Regions from separate parts of the Homo sapiens genome. Here region 1 is linked to region 2. A link is a loop called in an ENCODE intact Hi-C map of the cell type or tissue named here. Cell type or tissue: PC-3. All regions are shown on one strand. Each heading gives the region's core, and the rest is flanking DNA. Links, peaks and the distances in the headings are about the cores only. Region 1 has its middle 130 kb from the start of SATB1-AS1. Region 2 has its middle 190 kb from the start of SATB1-AS1.

Region 1 (11,462 bases), core at 1,461-9,460, 61 kb after region 2:
CTCAAATGTTAATCTCCCTTGGCAACACCCTCACAGACACACCCAGGATCAATACTTTGCCTCTTTCTATCCAGTCAAGTTGATACTCAATAGTAACCATCACAACGGGCTTTCTTTTCAATCTCTTAATGGTATTTTTCAAAGAATAAAGGTTTATAATTTTAATAAAGCTCAGTTTATCAATATATTTTTCTTGTATAGATTTTGCTTTTGGTTTCATAACTAAATATCTTTTTGCCAAACCAAAGGTTACATTAATTTTCTTCTAGAGGTTTTATGGTTTTATATTTTACATTTAAGTCAATGATCTCTTTTGGTTATTTTGTGTAAAGTTTGAGATGTATGTTGAGCCTCTTTATATTTGTTTTTTACGTGTGGATATCAAGTGTTTCCTCATCATTTGTTTTTCAACCATCTTCTCTGCCTTAAATTGCCTTTGCACATTTGCCAAAAAATATGTTGACTGTACTTAAGTGGGTCTATCTTTGAGCTTTGTATTTATTTATCTGGTCTACGTATTTGTCTTTTTGCCAATACCACACTGTCTGTGTCACATCTGAGTCTGTTTCTGATGATTGCTTTGTCTCTTCCAAGTGTGCTTTACTTGCCTTTGCATATGTCACACATATTTTTGTTGAAAGCTGCTCATCTAGTGTAAAACAGTGAATACTACGGTAACTATATTTTATGCTTGGAGATGAGCATACCTTTCCTTCTGCTGGGCCTTTAGTGCTGAAGGTTTATGTAATCTACTCAGGAGTTGGCTGGTTGCCAGGTTTGTTATTGGTATAGTTACCCTTATTGTACTTCAGACTTTAAATTCTGCTAGTCATACCATCTCTTTAGGCTGGTGCTGGCTTCTAAAAGGTCATTTCCTTGGCATTTACTTCCCAGTTGGATTTCGGTCTTCCCTTTATACTGCTCTCCAAAGACAATCTGTCTCTTGCAGCTCTCACAGGTCTATTTCACTGTGATTATTACTTGATGTTTGTCAGCCTGGTGTCGGGGTAGTGGAGGAGGGAAGGCATTTTCTGATGCTCTGATTAATCCTCAATTCTAGATAGGCATAGTGTCCCTGAGTCTGGCAAGAGTACGGGTGGGGACCTTCACAAATTCTCCTGCCCCTCTCCCAGCTGAACGCTGAGCTGTCACGCAGGCCCTCCCCTCCCCAGAAGTTGAGGTCTATTTTTTGTTTTTCCCTTCTGTTGTCTTCCCCCAGCTGCAGTGTATTTCCACCAGTATATTAAGGCAACACTTTTTCTTGCTTTATTACAGATTAAAATTTTTAGTTTTTTGAGGAGATGTTTCTAGGAGCTTCTGCGGTGGCTGCTGTTCCCCTCTGCTGCACAGCACCAGGAAGGAAGCTTTGAGCAATGGCGCAAGAACAGTGGGAAGGTTTAAAACAGAGGATCAGAGACAAGATCAAGTTTACGGTTTAAAAACATGTGGAGTCTGGTGTGAAGCAAGGCAGGATTTGAGAAGACTGGTTACAAAGCTCTCATGGCAGAGTAAAAGGAAAACCAATTGTCTTAAGAGCTGGCATGAGAATCCCTCTTAGGGAGGGAACTGTGTCTACTTAACAAAATCTCATGAGGGGCCATTTAGGTGTGAAAAGATAGACCCACAGAAGAGGAGAGAACAAAAAATCGGTTGCATTTCTCAGTGGAATAAAATGCAATAAATTGGGCTTGTTTTGCTGAGACTGATGTGAGGGAAAAAAAGGGGTAGGAAAGCAGATTAACAGTGTTCAGGCCAGGGCACTGTGTAGGAAGGTATGATCAGAGAAATATCCCAGAGTGGGGAGTATCTAAACTGCCTTTATGTATAAGGATGTCTAAACATCTAATACAAAGTGACTATGTTTCTGTGATGTAAATGTCCTCTACTGCACCAAATTTTCAATAAAATCAGCCCCATACAACAAAGAGAGTGTTCCAGGAAATTATTATCTGGGTGGAGAATGGGAAGTCTTGGAACCAAGAGTAGAGACCGAGTCCATTCTAGATCAATTAAATACACAATAGAAGTAGTGCAAGAGGTTGGGCGAGAGATGCCATTAAAATGAAAAGAGTCAGGGGAAGTAAAAATTGCATGCCTAGCACAAGAATGACACTTGAACCTCCCTCCCAAAAGAGGACACATTTCGCAAACCAGAGATTCTGGTATTTGAGACAGGGTGGTCTCAGTTAATCCTTTAGTTCGTAGTAAGAGTATGAAAACTTGGAACTCTTTGCCAGAAATAGGACAATGTTCAGGAATAGAGCATATAACTGAGGCATCTGTTGTGCACATTATCTAATTTTAACTATATATTTTTAATACAAATATATGTACTTTAATAAAGGCACAGCAGTGTGTCTAAATAAGCCATTTGGTCTCCAATTTATACCATCAAAAGAAAGCAGCAGTGTTAGATTCGCTTATTGAAACCACTTGGAATTATTAAAACATCATTTTATCTCTGGAAAAGAAAAACAGTTGAGGTTACTGTCAGAGAATATTACTCTGGGAGAAGATAATGTACACTTCATAAATTGTTATATTTAAAATTGAATCAGTCTACTCCAGAAGGAAAATTGAACATTTTTATGATGACCTGGATGAAAATAGCGGTGGGAAATGAGAAGTCTGTCCTCCAGGTGACGGGATTATGAAAGTGCCTTGAACTACTATTCTGAAAATGTGTCCTACGAAGACACTCAAGTCTCACTGCACAACATACCGTTTGCAAAAGGCAAATTGGGCATAAAATGCCAATTATTTTACACCTGAGACACAAAAGCAAGACATATTACAAACAAGTGTATTTTGGGAGATTCTTTCCAAACAGTTAATCACTAACTTTGGCTCATAGTCTGTTGTATGAACTTCAGTTACAAACAAGAGGCAGTTGGAGTTACTGTCAACAACAGAAGCACTACATAAGAAAGTCAAAATTTTTAAAGAAAACCTCCTGTACATTTATATTGTAAGAATACATCTTGTAAACAAGGCAGAAAATGTCACTAAAAACTCAAGGTATTATTCTTAGAAATATTCACATTCATGTTATCTTGTGTGTATCTGTATGTGCGTGTCTGTGTGTGTGTGTGTGTGTGTGTGTGTGTGTGTGTGTCTCCAAAATATCTCATGCCCTTTGCTGAAACTAACATGTAGAATTTATATTTCTCTAAACGTGCTTGAATTTGATCCATAATAGAGATATCACAACCGTGTCCATGTAAGTACATTTCAGAGTGAGAATTTTTAAAAATTAATCCTGATAGACTTAATACCCTTTAGTATCTGTCTTGACTTGGTTCCCAGAAGCAGATCCTGACATAAGGATTTGAGGGCAGGAAGTATATTTGGAACATGATCCCAGGAAACTGGAAAAGGAATGGGTACATGAGACAAGGAGGAGAAAAATCCCATAAGGCATGCATTATCAAGCAGATACTTGCTGCGGACAACTGAGAGTCAATCCTTCCAGGGAACTGTGGGAGATAATATAGGAAACACCTCAGAGTTATCCCAGCTGAGGAATATGGAGAGCAGGTATTTATTCGCCAGTTCCCATGTGCCTTTTGGGCACTGCTTCTAGAGTCATTCGCACTCTTCAGCCTGCCCTGTGGTTGGGCCACCCAACCTTCCAGAGAAAAAGCCTCTGGAGAGCACTGAAAGTGCTTTCATAAGCGGTTTTGGAAACATGTAGAGGCCAAAGCTAAGAGAATGTGTGCAGGGCACTCAAAGCTCCTACCACAGTGGCATTTAAGGGCCTCACAAACAACTATGGAATGAAAGGATGCCTAGCTAGTATAGGATTGAGTCTTTTCTATAGGTGGTTCTGATATCTTCTTCTTCCTGTTCAAGACCTCTTTGTTTTTGCAGTAAACACCTTCGTCTTTGGGAAGGGAGAAAAGGAAGAATTATGAGTGTATTTTCCTGGCTGAGTCTGTATAAAATTCATGTAGTTGTATCTTAGGAAATGGGGGAAGGTGTCTTATTCTATTCTGGCTGCTGTAGCAAATATCTTAGACTGGGTAATTTATGAACAACGGACATTATTTCTCCCAGTTCTGAAGGCTGGGCAGTCCAAGATCAAGGCTCCAGCAGGTTTGGTGAGTGGTCAGGGCCCATTCCTCACAGATGGCACCACCTAGGTGTCCTCATCTGACAGAAGAGATAAAAGGGCAAAAAGGGGCACTCCCTTCCACCTCTTTTATGAGGTTAGTAATCCTATTTACGACGGCTCTGCCCTTATGACTTAATCACCTCCTAAAGCCTCCATTTCTTCATAATATCACATTGGTGATTAAGTTTCAACACATGAACTTTGGGGAATGCAGAAGGAAAGAGTGGAAAAATAATGACTTCCAGTACAAAGGTCAGCAGAAACAAGAAGTAGAGAAAACAAAATTGATTATGTGGTGTCTGTTCCCCAGCCCCATCCCAAAGAATCCTGCCAGAGCTCTATGTGTCATAGGAAGAAACCAAAGAACTCTGGTAGACAACAAAGATAAGAAGTTCTAGTTGGTGGATACGTGAGAAGCTGTGACACCATGGGAAGGGGAGCTTTCTTGATTTTTCTATATGGATCACACTGTGTCCTCAAGGCTGTGAGGACCACAGGGAATTCAGCACTGCTTGATATTCTAAGGGAAGGCATGTGGATCTGAGGGCACCGGAGGCAGCACCCTCACAACAGGTAAGTATGACCTCAGGGTGGGTACTGGACACTGTGGCCCGAGTGAGACAGCCCTCTCAAATGCTTCCCAGGTAACCTACCACTGAGAGAGATAGAATTTAAGATATGGGAGACACGTTCATGAGTACCCTGAGATATTGTCAAAGACTCTTGGAAATAATGAGAAAACCCCTTGGTGAGGGAGGGGAGATTACCACTGGAGTTGGTGGAAAAACAGACATCAATAATGAAGTGAGGAACGGGATGAGGCACAGATACTGGCTGAGGAATCTGGTGGTGCACACATTCCCGGGACACACATCCTGATGGTCCAGGATAGGCCAGATCTGGAGGGAAGTGCGTGAATGAAAGAAGCAGAACAGGAGTGAGGCATTTAGTGGGGCTCTGCAATGGCTAAGAAACAAGGATCCATGTCTTCAACAAATGTTGATTGTACATCCATTATGTTTCAGGCATTATTCTCCACACTGGAGATACATCACACAAGACAGAAAGTTTCTACTCTCATGAAGCTTACAATTTATTGCAACAATAGCATTCTGTGTGCATCATACTATGCAATTTATTCTACTTTTTAATCATCTTTTTTGTTGTCAGATAATAATTTCGTAAGTGAAAATAATTCTCTTAGGATTACGCCATGCAGTTTTTGCATATAGAAATGTTCCCAGGATGAAACGTGTGTGTGTGAGCGGTGTTTTGTTTTTTTTTTTTTTTTGGTTTGTTCAAAAACTTACATGCACAATGACTCAATTAGTATAAGCATTCTTGGTAATTTGATTCATCATGCAAGAGACTGACTAAGGCAATGGCCTGTGATACAACCCTGGCTAACGAAACTTACAGGGAAGTCTCCTAAGGAGTTTCTCCCCAAAAAGTTCCTTCTCTGATAAAAAGAAACGTTTAAGGAGAACTTTCCTTTTCTCTGCCACTCCATGTGGTTGTGTGAAGACACGACACCTAGGGTCACAGCCGTTACTTTGTGTCCCTGAGGAAACAAACTGAGGGGAAATACCAACAGAGGATGAGAGAATGGATCAGGGAAAGAATCTGGGTCACTGGGATCATCTCGGGACACTGAATTAACAAGTCGTGGAAATGTCTATTTCCAGTGCTCCTGTTTTGTGACCATACAAATTATTCTTATTATTTAATTCATTTTTAAAAGTTACTTGCAGCCAAAAGCATGGTAACTGATGGACTGAGTGAGTTTACCAAAGAATCAATCAAGAACACCTTTTAACCATTTGTACCACCTGGGTTATACCACTATATACAAAAGTGTTGTTTCTCGATCTGAAGTAAATCTACTTATTTCAAAGCATTCTATAGACTGGTTTTCTTTGCTTCAGTCTCATTTTTCTTGATATAGAAGCCTTATGTTTTTGTCCATATAGCTAAAAAAGTATGCTTAGTATATTGAATATACTAAATACACCAATTGATATATCTTATTTATTTTTTTTTATTCTTTAAGTTTTAGGGTGCATGTGCACAACGTGCAGGTTTGTTATACATGAAAAAATGCTCATCATCACTGGCCATCAGAGAAATGCAAATCAAAACCACAATGAGATACCATCTCACACCAGTTAGAATGGCAGTCATTAAAAAGTCAGGAAACAACAGGTGCTGGAGAGGATGTGGAGAAATAGGAATACTTTTACACTGTTGGTGGGACTGTAAACTAGTTCAACCATTGTGGAAGTCAGTGTGGCGATTCCTCAGGGATCTAGAACTAGAAATACCATTTGACCCAGCCATCCCATTACTGGGTATATACCAACTGATATATTTTAATAGCACAGGAGTTACAATTCAAGTTCCAGTATTATGGTGAACTATTGTTAGAATTCCAGGTAGAGCCTTTGCTCTTTATAGTAACTCGTTTAGCGTCATAATCGTACACTCTTAAGGTCCAGAGAATACCCTTTGCATGGGTCTGCCATCCCTCTCCTTCAGCACTGCTCCTGTCCTGCTCCCCACCTACTCCATGGGAGGATTATCTGCCAAAGTTATTTAACGTAAGAAGAATCATGAGACAGTATGACAACTCCCTATTACATCTTGACCTTATTTCTCCTGCAATGTCGTTATGGTCCCCTAAATCAAAACAGGTAAATCTTTAACGCCACCTTTGAAAAGTCATATCAAAAAAATAAAGAAAAGAAAAGAAATAACCAGCTTCCCTCACTGTCAGATTTTACTGTCACATTGTGAAGACCTTTCAAGACTTTTCCAATATAACTACATCAGGAGGAATCTTGAAATATATCATATGATCTGAATTGTGGATGACAAATGGCTTGAATTTCCCATCATCCCAATGTTGTCAATTTGGCCTTCCTCCTCACTGACTCAGGACAGACAGTGGGACTCCAGCCTCAGGCCTGCATTAAGTATCACATCCAGTAAATGAATTTATTTCTTTTACCAATATCATTGCATTAGAGAGACTTGGGGGAACACTGGCTTGGAAGAACATTCCTGGTAGCTGCAGATAGTTCTATTGTCTTCCTGTACTCTTAATAAAGATGAAAAAAGAAGAAGATAGAAGGAGTACAACTTTATCTCAGTTTTATAATTCCCCTCCATGTGTTGACACAAATCCACCACATGATAAAATCCAAACTTGCACAAGAGTGGGACAGTCTGGAGCCAATGAGCTCTCCACCTGCTCACCCTTCTCAGAACCACAGAGTTCACAGGTGATATGATGGGAGGTGTCTCTGGTGCTGGGTGCCAAACCCCCGATCCAATTTATTCCCTTCCTGAAGGCTTCCTTCCTCATATGTGGTAATCACACCTCCTCACCTTCCTCCTCCAAGAGCTTTGTTAACTTTCCTGATTTGTTTTCCCCCTGCTTAAATAATCCAAAATCTGCTACTGTGTAGTACATTGCAGAAGAACAGATGCAGTTGGGTGCACCTGGGGACAGCTGCAGTCTGGACTCCGGGCCCCCATCAATTATCACCCCCCTTACATTCACCCTCCCCTCCATCACCATCACGTTACCACCTGTGCTTCGTGTGTTCCTGTGACTCCTTGGGAAAAAATGCAATGCATGGCGTTTCAGAGTTTCTCTGATTCCCATATTGTGTGCAGGTCTCCCTTCCATCCCTCTTTTTCAACATACTAATTGTAAATGCAGATACAAAGAAATGCCTTCAGAAAGCACAGGCTTTCAAGCTCAACCCAGACAAAGGTGTAGCAGCTGCCAGAACTCAAATACTATCTGATTTCGTCTGAGGCATGGCTTTAAAATTCCTGCAGGCTCACAATTCCCCTTGTCTTCAAGGGCAGAACTGGGCCCAACCAAGAGGCAACCACTGTGAGTCTGAGGGCCGCCCAGCAGTGTGAGGTTTTTCAGTATATTATAATCATTAAAACACCTGTGCTAAATAACCTAATCCAGTATGAAGTGTTCCTGAATCTCTGCAATTACTCATTTCTTAACTAGCCTGTCTCATTGATTGCTTTTCAGTCAGCACTAGAAAACAGAGGTAAAGCCAGGTTCAAAACCTCTTGAAGTACTTGCTCACCTGCATTGTGAGGCATGATACATCTGCTTTGAAACTTCTTGCTCTGTTATCCTACTGCAGCTCTAGTGAAAACCAACCCAGATTTAAATGGCACTAGGAAGGCAACTATAAGCAGCCTGAAGAAGCCAGCTCAGAGATGAAAAGGTGCTGTTTATTTGGATTAAGAGTGGAGTGGAAACAGTCTTTCTTAGTAACATTTGATGCTCTGATGAAAGATAATACAGGGGTGAGTCATGCAGGAATGAGGGAAATGCAATTTTAAATGAATAAAATCCCTCCTGCTTCTCAAGATGTACTGACTGCCCATGTCATATGCTTAGTCTATTTTAAAGCAGCTGGTCACTTAAATCAAAAATCACACAGATGGATGAAAAGTTCTCACAGGATTAGAAAATGTCTTTAAAATACCCATGGCCACATGGGCTCTGTGTCCATTGGCAAGGTTGGGACTTAAGCCTCTTTGCCCGCACGCTTATAGACTCCTACCATTCAGGTAGACTTCTGGCTCTAGCAGTGTTTTGCTTTCTTCAAATGCAATTTCTTCTATGGCCAAGAGTTTCTTTCTGAAAAGGCAGGATTCAATTCAGGTATGGGTAAGTGTCATAGGGACAGATAAAAGGAAGCCATATGACATCCTTTAAAAATTTATTTTTTGTTTAATCTCTGAAATGCAATATGAAAATGTCTTGGGCCCACCTCATACCAGGGTTCTGCTGAGCCTCTGGTATGGTTTTAAGACGAGCTATAGTTGTACCCACACTTGAGCTTCTTGAGCATCTATAGACTTATATACCAGGAACTGTATTAAGGTATTTTACATAAAAGATCTCATTTATTCCTCATAGCAAACTGGTGCAGAAGATATTCTTGGTTTCTCCATTTTATAAATAAAGAAGCTGAAATACAGGGTGTGAGGCCGCAAAGCTAGTAAATACCAGAACCAAAACTGGACTCACACATCCTAATTCCAAAGTCTGTACTGTACTCTACTACACAGTTTACCAAAAAGAAAACTAAGCAGTCACAACACAAAAATTGTTTAACCCCAAGAATAATATTAGAAATGTAAAAGACAATAACAATGAGATATGCTTTTCTTTCTCAAGCTGGAAAATATTTACAATGAGAGCATCAGGCTAGTGGAATAGGATGCAAATGTTTTTAATTTATTTTTCGTGTTTCTGGATTAATAACATATTATTTGTGTAATTAAAATAGGCTTTTTTAAGGTATTGATGATTGTGACAATAAGATAAAAATGATTTTATAGATCAGCAAATCTCGATTACATTGTATAGGCAGATATAAATTTGGGATTAGTTATAAAAAATCAACATTTTCTTATCACAAGTAAAACTGCACTAAAACTGGCAAATGCTTTGTGAATTTAAAGTATTCCTTTTAATAATGCTTTTTTTCTTTCTTTTCCTTTCTTTTTTTTTTTTTTTTTACTTTATTGAGTTCCAACATGTTCTCATGAGTAGAAGAAGACAGAAGGAGCTAGAATTCCCACAAACCTGGGGAAGTGCATACCATCCACAGCTGATGCTATCCAAGAGGCAACCCATTACTCATACATCACCAGTTGGGTGGAAAGAGTTTACAGTAGGACATCTCCACCTACAAATGGATGGTTTAGGGGACGATATACAAAGATGGCATCTGGCCATGATAAGGGGAAGGCCAAAGTCTAGCTAGTATCTGCATGGGAATCACTTTTCATCATGTAGCCACTGCATGATGCAAAATAAAATTTGAGAGTAAAAGCTACAGAATACTCAGAATATTTCCAAACTAAATGTTGAAAGTCCACCACTGCCCCAAACACTTCATACTTACATGCCGAACTACTTCAATCCTTAACATTTTAGCCTATACCCACAAATTAAAGGATGCTGACTATAACTTCTTCCCTACTTCTGCCTCTTTATTCCTCCACTCTAATTTGGCTTTCCAAAATTTAGACTACAATGCTCCTGGGGCCAAGGATGTAGGTCCAAGCTCTCTGGGTAACAACCAGTGTGGCTCTGTTCCATGGACTCATGCTCTAACTCCTGCCAACCTTCTCAAAAAAAATGTGTACAGTTTGGCCGAAGAAGCCCAAAAGAAATTATTTAGCTCCTTTTTTTTTTTTTTGCCAATGTGGCAACAATCGAAGCATGTACTCTATAAAAGGTAGTTCACTGACATTTTTCTGGACTGCAAAAACAAGTATTATATGGCATTAAACCATCCTGCAACCGGCACACTTTTGCTGTGTGTTTATTTCTTCATCCAACAAATGTGTTAACTGATAGTCAGAGGCACATTGTGACAAGTTTGAATATGCTGAAAATATGAGAGCCCAAATGAGTGATCGTTTCCACCACTTACAATAGGATTAAGCATTTATCAGATAAGGAAAATATTACAATTGGATTGGGAACATAGGTTACAATTCAAATATAAAATACTTATAATATGTGTCCATATTTGACAAACACCGCAATCTATTTCCATGCTATCATATCAATTTTATCTCATAGAAGTTGCAAGCTTCTGTTTGTAAACACTATGTGCACATATAAATATTTATATGTAGGTATAAATAACTATGCACATATATGTGTACTGTGTGTGTCTCTGGGTATATATAAAGGTATATATCATAATGTGCTATAATTCATATCAAAGTTAAGACTGAAGTGATTTTGCATAACAAATCATATGTTATCACTTCAATAAAGATATTTAGTGAATGCCTTATATGTGCAAGGTCTTGTGCTAAGTGCTAGCTAGCAAGGGAAATAAAGACTAATAAAAAATTTAATATGTATGCTCTCAAGTTGCTTACAGTTTATCGGGTAGTCAAAAAGATAAGTAAACAAGCAACTGTTAAGTAAATTTAGCTAAGTGACAATGATAGAGATGTAAACAAAGTGTTATGGGTATTTCAAAAATTATACGTAGATATAAATGTAAAGATGAATATAGATCAAGGTTTGTCAAACTTTTTCCATAAAAAGCCAGTTAGTAAGTAAATTAGTCTCTGTGGGCTATACTGGACTCTACCAGTTGTAGCCAAAAGCACCCATAGACAATATGTAAATCAATGGGTATAGCTGCTTTCCAATAAAACTTTATTTATGGACATTGAATTTTTAATTTCTTATCACATGATACATTATTTTTCTTTTGATTATTTTTTCAACCATTTAAAAATACAGCAATCATCCTCAGCTGACAATTAGTAC
Region 2 (11,462 bases), core at 1,678-9,677:
CCAGATTAAACACACTCAAAATTTTGAGACCAGAGAGTTGAAATGAGTTGATGATTTCATATTTTAAGTAAATGTAGGTGTCAGATTTTTTTTTATTATTACTAAGGAATGGATGTGAGGAGAAGTTTCTAGGTGGCACAGCTGAAGGGTGTGTCTGTCAAGGAGTATCCTAATTTAGCCATGTTGAGTAACATGGCATGTTGTTTCTTCTTTCTAGTTAGAAAAGCAAGGACGATATGCAAAGCTATAGGTCTGGGAGGATCATCTGGGATTAAATGTTGAGAACAATGCAATAGAAATATGGTAGCTATCAGAAACAAAGTCCTGTAGTTGCAAAAAGATAATCTTTCTCTTAGAAAGTGAGGGAAGAAGTTGCATAGGGAAATGATGGAAGCTATAAAGACTAAAACTTGTTCCCATTCTGCAGTAATTTTTTATTCATGTCCTAATTAGTCCTTTACTATTAGAGAAAAACATTTCCAGAAAAGTAAGTCATAAATCTACTAGACAAGAGCTTGACAAACTCTTTTGTAAAGGATCAGATAGTAAATTTTTAAGCTTTGTTGTAATCTGTACTAACTGCTCAACTCTACCATTGTAGAGGGAAAGAACCACAGACAGTGAATGAAGTTGGCTGTGTTCCATTAAAACTTTATTTACAAAGGCAGAAAAAAAGCTGCATTTGTCCAACAGGTGTTTTTTTGTTGACCTCTGCCTTAGACTATAAGTTTTATGAAGGAGAGAGCCTGTATTCCCAAGGCCTAGGACAAACATACCTAATTTTATTGTGCTTCACTTTACTGCACTTTGCAGATATTCTGTTTTTTTACAAATTGAAGGTTTGTGGTAACACGAGTCAAGCAAGTCTACCGGCGCCATTTTTCCTACAGCATATGCTCACTTCCTGTCTCTATGTCACATTTTTGTAATTCTCACAATATCTCAAACTTTTAAATGATTATTAAATTTGGTATGGTGATCTGTGATCAGTGATCTTTGATGTTACTACTGTAATTGTTTCAGGGTGCCATGAACTGTGTCCATATGCAATGGCAAACAAACTATATATGTTGTGTGTGTTCTGACTGCTCCACCATCCAGCTGTTCTACCATCTCTTTCCCTCTCCTTGGGCCTCCCTATTCACTGAGACACAACAATATTGAAATTAGGCAAATCAATAATCCTATAATGGCCTTTAAGTGTTAAAGTAAAAGGAAGAGTTACCCATCTTCCACTTTAAGTCAAAAGCTAAAAATGATCAAGCTTAGTGAGGAAAGTATGTTGAAATCCAAGAGAGGCCAAAAGCTGGGTCTCTTGTGCCACAAGGTTAACTAAGTTGTGAATGTAAGGAAAAAATTCTTGAAGAAAATTAAAAGTGCTATACCAGTGAACACAAGAATGATAAGAAGCAAAACAGCCTTACTGCTGATCTGGAGAATATTTTAGTGATATGGATAGAAGATCAAGCCAGCCACGTTTCCTTAATGGCCAAAGCCTAATCCAAAGCAGTATTCAAACTCTCTTTATTTCTATTAAGGATGAGGGAGATGGGAAAGCTACAGAAGAGTTTAAAGCTGACAGAGGTTGGTTCATAAAGTTTAAGGAAAGAGGCCATCTCTATAACATAAAAGTACAAGATGGAGCAGCAAGTGCTGATGGAGAAGCTGCAGCATGTTATCCAAAAGATGTAGCTAAGATAATTAATGAAGACGGCTGCATTAGACAACAGATTTTCAAAGCAGATGAAACAGCCTTCTATCAGAAGTTGCCATCTAGGACTTTCATAGCTTAAGAGGAGAATTTAATGCCTGGCTTCGAAGTTTCAGAAGACAGGCTAGCTCTCTTGTTAGGGCCTAATGCAACTGGTGATTTTAAGTTGAAGCAAATGCTCATTTACCATTCCTAAAATCATAAGGCACTTAAGAAATATGCTAAACAGGCTCACCTGTGCTCTATAAATGGAACAACAAAGCCTCTATGATAGCACATTGGTTTACAGCATGGTTTACTGAATATTTTAAGCCCACTGTTGGGAACTACTGGTCAGAAAAAGGAAGATTCTTTTCAAAATAGTACTGCTCATTGACAATGCAGCTAGTCACCCAGGAGCTCTGGTGAAGATGTAGAAGGATTTTAATGTGGTTTCCATGCCTACTAACATAACTTCCATTCTGCAGGCCATGGATCAAAAAGTAATTTCAATTTTCAAGTCTTATTATTGAAGAAACACATTTTGTAGGGTTCCTTGGGGTGGTTGTTGCAATTTCTTAAAATAAGACAATAATAAAGTTTAAATAGGTCCCAAAGACAATGTTCACCTGATCCATCTGAGCAAAATAAATTAAAAACTTCTGGAAAGGACTCACCATTCTAGGTACTACTAAGAACATTTGTGATTCAGGAGAAGCAGTCAAAATATCAACATTCACAGGAGTTTGAAAAAGTTTATTTCAGTCCTCATGGATGACTTGGAGGGGTTCAAGACCAAGACTTCAGTGGAAAAAATAACTGCATGCAAATGGTGTGGAAATTGCAAGAGAACTAGAATTAGAAGTGGAGCCTGAAGATGTGACTGAATTGCTGCAATCTCATGATAAAACTTAAATAGATGAGGAGATGCTTCTTATGGATGAGAAAACAAAGTGGTTTCTTGAGATGGGATCTACTCCTGGTGAAGATCCTGTGAAGATTGTTGAAATGAAAGCAAAGGATTTAAAATATTATGTAAACTTAGTAGATAAAGCAGCAGCATGGTTTAAGAGGATTGACTCTAATTTTGAAAGAAATTCTACTGTAGGTTAAATGCTATCAAACAGCATTGCATGCTACAGAGAAATCTTTTATGAAAGGAAGAGTCAATTGATGCAGCACATTTTATTGTTCTCTTATTTTAAGAAATTGTGACAGTCACCCAAACTCCAGCTAACACCACCCTGATTAGTCAGAAGCCATCAACACTAAGGCAAGACCCTCCATAAGCAAAACGATTACAACTTGCTGAAGGATAAGATGATCATTAGCATTTTTTAACAATAAAGTACTTTAAATTAAGGAATGTACATTGATTTTTTAGACATAATGGTATTGCACACTTAACAGACTACAATACAGAGTAAACATAACTTTTATATGTATGGGAAGCCAAAAAACTTGTGTGACTTAATGGCAATATTCATTTTATTTCTGTGGTCTAAAACTGAACCTACAATATTTCTGAGGTATGCCTGTACATTGTAGACACTCAGTAAATATTTGTGAACGACATCAAAATGTTGGAATATGACCCTGGCTCTATCATTGTGTGATGTTGACCATTTAATCTTTTACAGCCTCAACTTTTGAAAATATAAAATGGAAAAAGCAATGTTTATGCTACCTGTTTTAAGGAATATCTCATAATAACATAAGACAACAAAAAAACACCACATTTACTGAGCTGTTAATAAGTACCATATTAAGCTAAGTGCTTTATGTCCTACTCTTCATTTAATCCTCACAAACCTACATTATTTCCCTTTTGTCAGATAAGGAAACCAAGCACCTAGAGAGCTTAAATAGCTTAGGTCCCATGGTAAAAGACAGAAGCAAGATTCAAACTCCAGAGCCTGCTTAGTTAATCACTACATATGGCTTAATTTTCCCCAAGCTTGGAAATTGAAATGAGCTGCTGCAAAATTTGTTTGTCTTTTATAAATCATGGGATAACTTGTTCTATATGACCAACAACTTCTTTGTACTTAGCTGTCCAATCCTCTGAACCTTCAGCCACCATCATTGGGGAACAGGAAGACATGGATGATAAATCACATAAGGTCTTTTGGGTAGTGGGTAATTGCTGGTGAGCTAATGTAAAGAAGGGGAAATACTTATTAGAAAAGTACTAGATTGTTCCTAGAACTAAGGAAGAGTTAAATAATGCCTTGGGATGAAAGCAGACCTGTGCAACAGGACATTCACAATGAAACAATAGCTCCAAAGCATCTTCCTCTAAGTAGCTCAACTAATACTTTAAATTTCTTGGAAAGAGAATACCTTTTCTCCTCTTGCAGCAGGCATTTCTGCCTTTATATTTAAAATCTATGGCCATGGAACAAAACTAGTGGCAATTGTACAATCACAGATGAAATTAAACCATAAAGCAGGTAGCCACTTCAGTGGATCTACATAAGTGGAATGCTTCATTTCCAAGCCATGTTCTGTCTCCAACTGACTCTACCTGACACACATTGCATTTTGTGTTTATGACATTTATGACATTTTGGCTTTAAAATAAGAAAATTCGATATTTAGTGTTTCTTCTAATCCTCTATTACAGCCCTCTAAACACACAAATAAGGGCACTGTTAAAAGTTCCAAATGCCTCTACTACCCTCCTACATTCAACTCCATACCCCTTCTACCTATTTCCCTAATACACTGTCTTTTTTTATTTAACCTTTAAGTTAAGGGGTGTGTGTGCAAGTTTCTTATCTAGGTAAACTTGCCCCATAGAGGTTTGTTGTATAGATTATGTCATCACCAAGGTATTAAGCCTAGTAGCCATTAGTTATTTTTCCTAATCCTCTCCTTCCTTCCACCTTCCACCCTCCAATAGGCCCCAGTGTGTGTTGTTCCCCTCTATGTGTCCATGTGTTCTCATCATTTAGCTCCCACTTAAAATGAGAACATGTGGTATTTGGTTTTCTGCTCCTGTGTTTGGTGAGGATAATGGCCTCCAGCTCCAACCATGTCCCTGCAAAGGACATGATCTCATTCTTTTTCATGTCTGCATAATATTCCATTGTGTATATGTACATTTTCTTTATCCAGTCTACCACTGATGGGCATTTAGGTTGATTCCATGTCTTTTCTATTGGAAATAGAATACACTGTCTTTGCCACCCATCTTTAATCTTTTGATCGCGTGACCTATTTATGCTCATAATCTTTGATCAGCCCTGCCCACTCCACCTATAATTGCACATAAATATGTTGATAGCAAAATTATCACGCTTGTTTGTAGGTTAGCCATAGTAATAAAATTCATTCTCATGACTCCAATTTTGTATGTATCTGTTTTACAATTTCCATGACTAAAAATATAGCTTTAGTGTCATGACTCAATTTTAATGCAAAATGGATAATTATTCTTATTAGTTTTTGTTTTATAAATATATTCTTAATATTATTTCCACAATAATTTTTAGGATGTGAGCACTAATTTCTGGTCAGCACAATAACAGAATGCCTGATAAACTTTACCTTCTTGGTTACAGTGTGCTTTCTGTTCTCATCACATTGGGAGTCAGAAACTTTGGGAAAGTGTTTGGATGTATATGAACTATGGAAGATTGGAAATGTGAGACTCCACTTTTCTGTTTTCCTTAATTTGTGGTTGCATTTCTGCCCCTCTGTACTTCTACTCCTCAGCCCAGAACAACCTGTTTCTTTCCACAAGCCAAGAACTTCCACATTATACCAGAAGACGGGGCCCAGAATCCAGAGAGATCATAGAGCTTTCTGCCACAGAATATCTGGAAGGAGTTTGAAAGAGTCTGGGGCATTTTAATCCATAGTGTTCTGTACAGTTCAGTTTTTGTGGGTATTTTCTTCTTCAGATCTTTAAGTTATTGTGCCAAAAATAAAAACATTCCTAGCTAGTAATAATCACTTCAATTTATTATCCTTAACTAATTTCCAGGTACTTTGTTGAGAACTTGAAAAGCACTATTTACTGAATTCTTACTAAATTCCAAAATCCATGTTATAGATGAAGACATCAAGACTTACAGAGGTTAAGCAGATAGATCGGCCACACAGCTGTGAAGAGGAAGCCGTAGAATTTGGATCCAGGTGTCCTGATTCCAATTTCTGAGCTCTAAATCCCTTACAGTTTTTTCATTCTTACCTTGCGACTTGCTTTGACCATTATGCTACTGTTATTATATAATCACATTATATAATTATAAAAACATATTATAATCTACTATTATAAAATGTTATTTTGTTAAATGACTTGTAATAGTTTTCTATCTTTTCTGTCATTAAATTATTATGATTGATTCTATAGCCTCCAGACAGAAATCATATCTCTAATTTCATCATGGAAATTAATAAATCGTAAAATTCATTCATTCATTCAATTTGTATATTTTGCTTATTATGTGGGAGACCCTTTGCTAGGCTCTATGATAGAGCTAGAAATTAGTAGTCCCTTGTTCATGGAGTTTGGAGAGCAAGACACTAGAAAAAAGAGATGAGACAATGAGAGAGAAAGAAAAAGAAAATGAGAAAAAGAATTGGCAAAAAATTACAAATATTAACTACACAATAGGTCAATAGGTAAAATTTAATCAAAATTTACACCTTTTCAAGATTTATTCTAGTCTATACAACTATTTACAACTTTTCAAGATTTATTCTAGTCTATAAATTTTATTCTGTAAGTATGGAAATATCTGACATTCCTATGATTAAGGCCTGTCTGAGCCACTGGATTCTGCAGAGAAATTTAGGGTTCTTTTCTATAAAATATCATAGCACATTCTCTGTAACTAATTCATTACTATTAGCCAACTACGAACTGCCTCCATTGTTATAAATTTTTGGAAATCGTGATGAATAAAGGAATGGAATTGATTTATAGACAAAGAAAATGTATAGATCATTAAGTACTGAAGCAAATGAATTTTGTCTTCAAGACTGGGCTTACATGCGGGAAATCGCAGTAATGTTAATCTAAGAAGAAATATCACCTCCTTATCCTCAGAAATATAGACTAGTTTAATACTAACAGAGGGTCAAATTTAATTAACAGCAAACACCACAGTAAAATTTTCAGAATTTTACTTTTTTCTTTTATTGTTTTTCATTTTCCAACAATAACAGTACAATACAATTCTGCTAACAGAATCTAGAACAGAAGTCAGTCCCCTGTATTTTAACCTACGTGATGGAGGAGCAAAATGAGTAAGAAAATAAGAAAATTTTACTTTTTCTCTTAGACTTATTATTGACCAAAATAATCATACAAAATGACCAAGACTAAGTCTACTTGAATTTTTAAGCTTTCTCTCAGAGTTAATTTTAGTTAAAATGATTTTTGAGGTTCCAAATGGGGACTTTTTCCCTCTTGTTTACTTGATTTTTGTTTTGTTTTCTTAAAATTTATTTTCCCTTTGCACATTCCACTTATGCCAGGTTTGGGAGGGGAAAAGCTTTGATAATTCTGCAAGATGGTTGATTGCTGTGTTTTGGTTGATTAGGATGAGGTTCCAATAAAGCATCAAAACGTATTGGCGTGCCTCTCAGTTAAACCTTCAAATCCTTGGAGGTATTTCTCATCACTAAAACAACAGACCATAAAGTTTGCTTTATGCAAGTAGATTTATTCCTTTATTTGTACTCACACACAACCATAAAGGTTTATCTTCTGATCAGAGAAAGAAGATAAACAAAGCGACAAAGGTCTTCACAAAAGTAACAGAGCCAAATGAACAAGTTCTTTGTTCTTTCCAGGTTAACAAGAAATAGGAAGAAGGCAAAAAGTAGAACTAGAACAGAATTCAGGCTCCATGCTTTTTTATGTTACTTTGATTCATGTTAAGCAAACTTCAGTGTGTGTTTAAAATCTTGGGGATTTATATTATTAACCAAACAAGAATTTTTACAATCAGGGAACATTTGTCTGGCTTCCCCCTCGCCTCCTCCCTCCCCACCCATCCCCCCAACCAGCACACACAATTTTTGTAGAATATTTTGTTGGCTATAATTAAACTATGTGTGTTAATTAGGATTAGATTTTAAATGCACTGCTTGGGAAGTTGAAAAATACAGGATCTGAATGAGCCCAAATTGAGATGACACTTGAATTTTCGCAGATGTTTCCATAATCCTAATTTCAAATTGATTGTACTTCCTGAACAGTGAGAAGCCATTTTCAGTTATTTATTCAGACGTGTGCACTAGTTTTCCCTCTGTCAGTGGGTAAAAAATATCTAGTACTTTCGTTAACTCCTTCAAATAAACTGATTTTTTGAGGCAGGTTTTATTGGGAAGGGTGCCAAATTAGTCCCACCTGCTCCCAGGGTCACCCGAGAGCCCATATATAGGCCCAAGAAAAAATCTGGACACCAGCAATTTCTCTTTTGCCTCCCACTCATGATGGGTTCAGCTGGCCTTTGACTATCATTGCTCAACAGCCCAGGGAAAAAGCAAAGAGAGGGTAAAAGAACTTCCCAAATTGTTGGCCAGCAACAGCCCATAACACGTGGCACTTGATTCAGCTGCAAAGATGTGCAGCATGCTATGCTACGTAAGCCCAGGATTTGGACCCCACAGCAGAGCCACCTGTAAAACCCATTCCCAAATAAATGGCCCGTAAAAAAGATAAGCCCCCGCCAAATATGAGCGTGTCAGTACCAAGCAGCATTTCAGCTAATGCTGGAAGTCCAACACCAGACTTTGTGCCTGAAAAAAAGGGTGGTCTTCTCTTATGTGTATGTAGGTTTGTTGCAATTTCTCTCTACGTTTTATTTTATGCTCAACCCAGAATCCAGAGAGTCTTCAGAAATTCTGTCTTGGAAGCAACCCCATTCCCCTGACAAGTCTCCTATTTGATTGTAATTCCTTGCAGCTTTCCTGTTAGGCGGGGGCCTCTGCTGAATTAGCGGCATCGTGCCTTCTTCCACCTGTAACGATTTCCCACTCAACTGTAAGACAATGGCCATGATTGATCTAATGAGGGACTGGAAAAGCCAGCTGATTGCTATAAATAGTTGAAAGCAAAAACTTGTGCTTGGCTTCCCAAAGAATTTCTCATCAACTCTTGTACCCTAACCTAAATAGGTAAGCAGCCGCATGGAGAATTAGGTGAAACATTTAAGCTTTTTCTTGGTGGGAGTTCGTATAGAGGGCAAAGCAGAATTCAGGGAGCAAGAGATAATTGATGGAATATTCATGTCTTAAAGTAACAATCACACGTAATTCTACATGTCCCATGAAGGCAGAATTCCCTTTTTTAACAGAAAGCAGTTTGGATATTTTACGGCTGTTTTTAAAAATATTTGAAGTTCAGTGGAAATAGCTTTTGTGCATTCATTTGTCAAAGAAAATCGCAAGCTACAATGGTACATAAAAGCAATTCACATAATGTCACAGAAAATCATACAATTTTTTTCCTCATTGCATCTTTTAGCATATAATTCATACAATATAAACATATAATTCATAATTTATATGTTTCTTAACCCTGGCTGCACATTAGAATCACCTGATGATGACCAAACTCCTGATCAATTACATCAAAGTATCTGGGCTTAGAATTCAGGAATCAAGAGTTTTAAGCTCCACAGGTGATTCCAATGGGCAGTCAAGATTGAGAATCAGTTATTGTATTAGGAGGTCTCCAATAATAAGACGGAGAATTCTTTCTCCAGTCCTATATGCGGAAGGAAAAGACGCAAGTAAAATGGTCCCTGACTCCCTTGCCCGGTGATTTATCTGAGGATTAACATTTCATCTCAGGTATGCCTGCACTTGCTCCCGATCTCACCCAGAGCCTCCTCCTCTGGGAATCATAGCGACCTCTTGGATTTTGCAGCGTAGTTAAGTAACTTGCTAGGGCCACCTGCTGTAAAGCGGAAAAACTAGATATCAAATCAAACCAGTGTTGGCTCCAGTTCATGATTTTTACCATTACAAAGGCAAAGATTAAATACTGTGTACCCATGAGCCAAACCCAGCCCAAGACTTGTTTTGTTTGGCTCGCACAGAAGTATAAAAATATTTAAATTTGCGTGTCCATATGCTGGGTGTGGGATCTCCAGTTTACCTAAATGCCAATCATTCCCTGTTGTCTTGACATTGAGCACATTTCAATCATTTACATTAATAATAGCTTGGCTTCTGTAGACATTTGAATTCACATCCCTGTGCTAAGGCAAGAAAGCCCCTTATAAGTATGGGGAAGTCACAAAAGTGTAAATTCTGTCACATATTTATATCCATTACACATTAATAAAGACTAAAATTGACCCTGCCTACTCATCTGATGGTAACACTTCTCCTATGAGGAAAGTTAAGAAGGAAAGTTCAGATCTAAGGGTGGGAGAAACAATTATATGTGAAGATGTGAGTTCCTAAACACAAGTTATTTTTTACACTTTTATCTTATTTTATAATTTCAACTTTTATTTTAGATTCAGGTGGTACATATGCAAGTTTGTTACATGGTTATATTGTATGATGCTGAGGTTGGGGGTACAACTGGTTCCTGTTATCCAGGTAGTGAGCATAGTACCCAATAGGAAATTTTTTCAGCCCTTGACCCCTTCCCTCATTCCCCACTCTATTAGTTCCTTGTGTCTATTGTTATTATCTCCATGCATGTGCAGTGTTTGGCTCCCACTTATAAGTGAGAACATGCAGTATTTTCTTTCCTGATCCTGCATTAATTCACTTGGGATAATGCAAAGGACATGGTTTCATTCTTTATGGCTGCATAATATTCCATGTATATATGTACTACTTTCTCTTTATCCGATTCACCATTGACGGGCACCTAGGTTGATTCCATGTCTTTGCTGTTATCAATAGTGCTGCAATGAGCATATGAGTGCAGGTGTCTTTTGTAGAATTATTAATTTTCTTGTGGATATATCTCCAGTAATGGCATTGATGGGTTGAATGATAGTTCTAAGTTCTTTGAGAAATCTCCAAATGATAGTTCTAAGTTCTTTGAGAAATCTCCAAATTGCTTTCCATGGTGGCTGAACTAATTTACATTCCCACCAGCAGTGTATAAGCATTCTCTTTTCTCTGCAGCCTCACCAGCATCTGGTTTTGGGTTTTGGGGTTTTTTTGTTTTGTTTTTTGTTTTGTAATAGCCATTCTGACTGGAGTGAGATGATTTCTTATTGTGGTTTGATTTGCATTTCTTTGATTAGTGATGCTGAGCATTTTTTCACATGTTTATTAGTTGCTTGTATGTCTTCTTTTGAGAAGTGTCTGTTCATGTCTTTTTCCCACTTTTTCATGGAGTTGCTTGGTTTTTGCTTGTTAAAATATTTAAGTTCCTTATAGATTCTGGATATTAGGGCTTTGTCAGATGCATAGTTTGCAAATATTTTCTCCCATTCTGTAGAACGGAAGAAGGACGAGTCATTCCCACATTCTTGTCTGTTTATTCTGCTGATAGTTTCTTTTGTTGTGCAGAAGCTCTTTAGTTTAATTAGATTCCACTTGTCAATTTTTCTTTTTATTGCAATTGCTTTTGAGGACTTAGTCATAAATTATTTCCCAAAGCTGATGTCCAGAATTGTGTTTCTAGGTTTTCTCATAAGACTTTTATAGGTTTTTCTGGTTTTGTTTTTTGTTTGTTTTTGATTTTGCTTTTGTTTTTGTTTGAGACAGCTTCTCCCTGTGTCGCCCAGGCTAGAGTGTAGTGGCATAATCATTGTTCACTGCAGCCTCTACCTTCCAG

Evidence for each region. Hi-C counts contacts between places; a loop is a spot of excess contacts. Peaks named below come from ENCODE experiments on the same cell type or tissue, not always from the same donor. Only the 100,000 strongest peaks of a DNase experiment are listed, where the experiment ranks them.
Region 1: it touches region 2 in a loop (2.0-fold over the local background); 3 of 110 quality-filtered maps call a loop at or near these places.

Annotation. Positions count from the first base shown.
Region 1 is chr3:18,569,786-18,581,247 of GRCh38, reverse strand. No RefSeq gene overlaps it. Among named protein-coding and RNA genes, the nearest start is that of SATB1-AS1, 130 kb to the right of the region's middle. RefSeq lists an enhancer at 3,676-4,875. In PC-3, for the core only: no CTCF peak of the experiment used is centred there; a DNase peak (open chromatin) is centred at 5,487; H3K4me3 peaks cover 293 bases; H3K27ac peaks cover 1,795 bases.
Region 2 is chr3:18,631,394-18,642,855 of GRCh38, reverse strand. No RefSeq gene overlaps it. Among named protein-coding and RNA genes, the nearest start is that of SATB1-AS1, 190 kb to the right of the region's middle. In PC-3, for the core only: a CTCF peak has its summit at 9,588 (motif pointing left); no DNase peak of the experiment used is centred there; H3K27ac peaks cover 2,169 bases.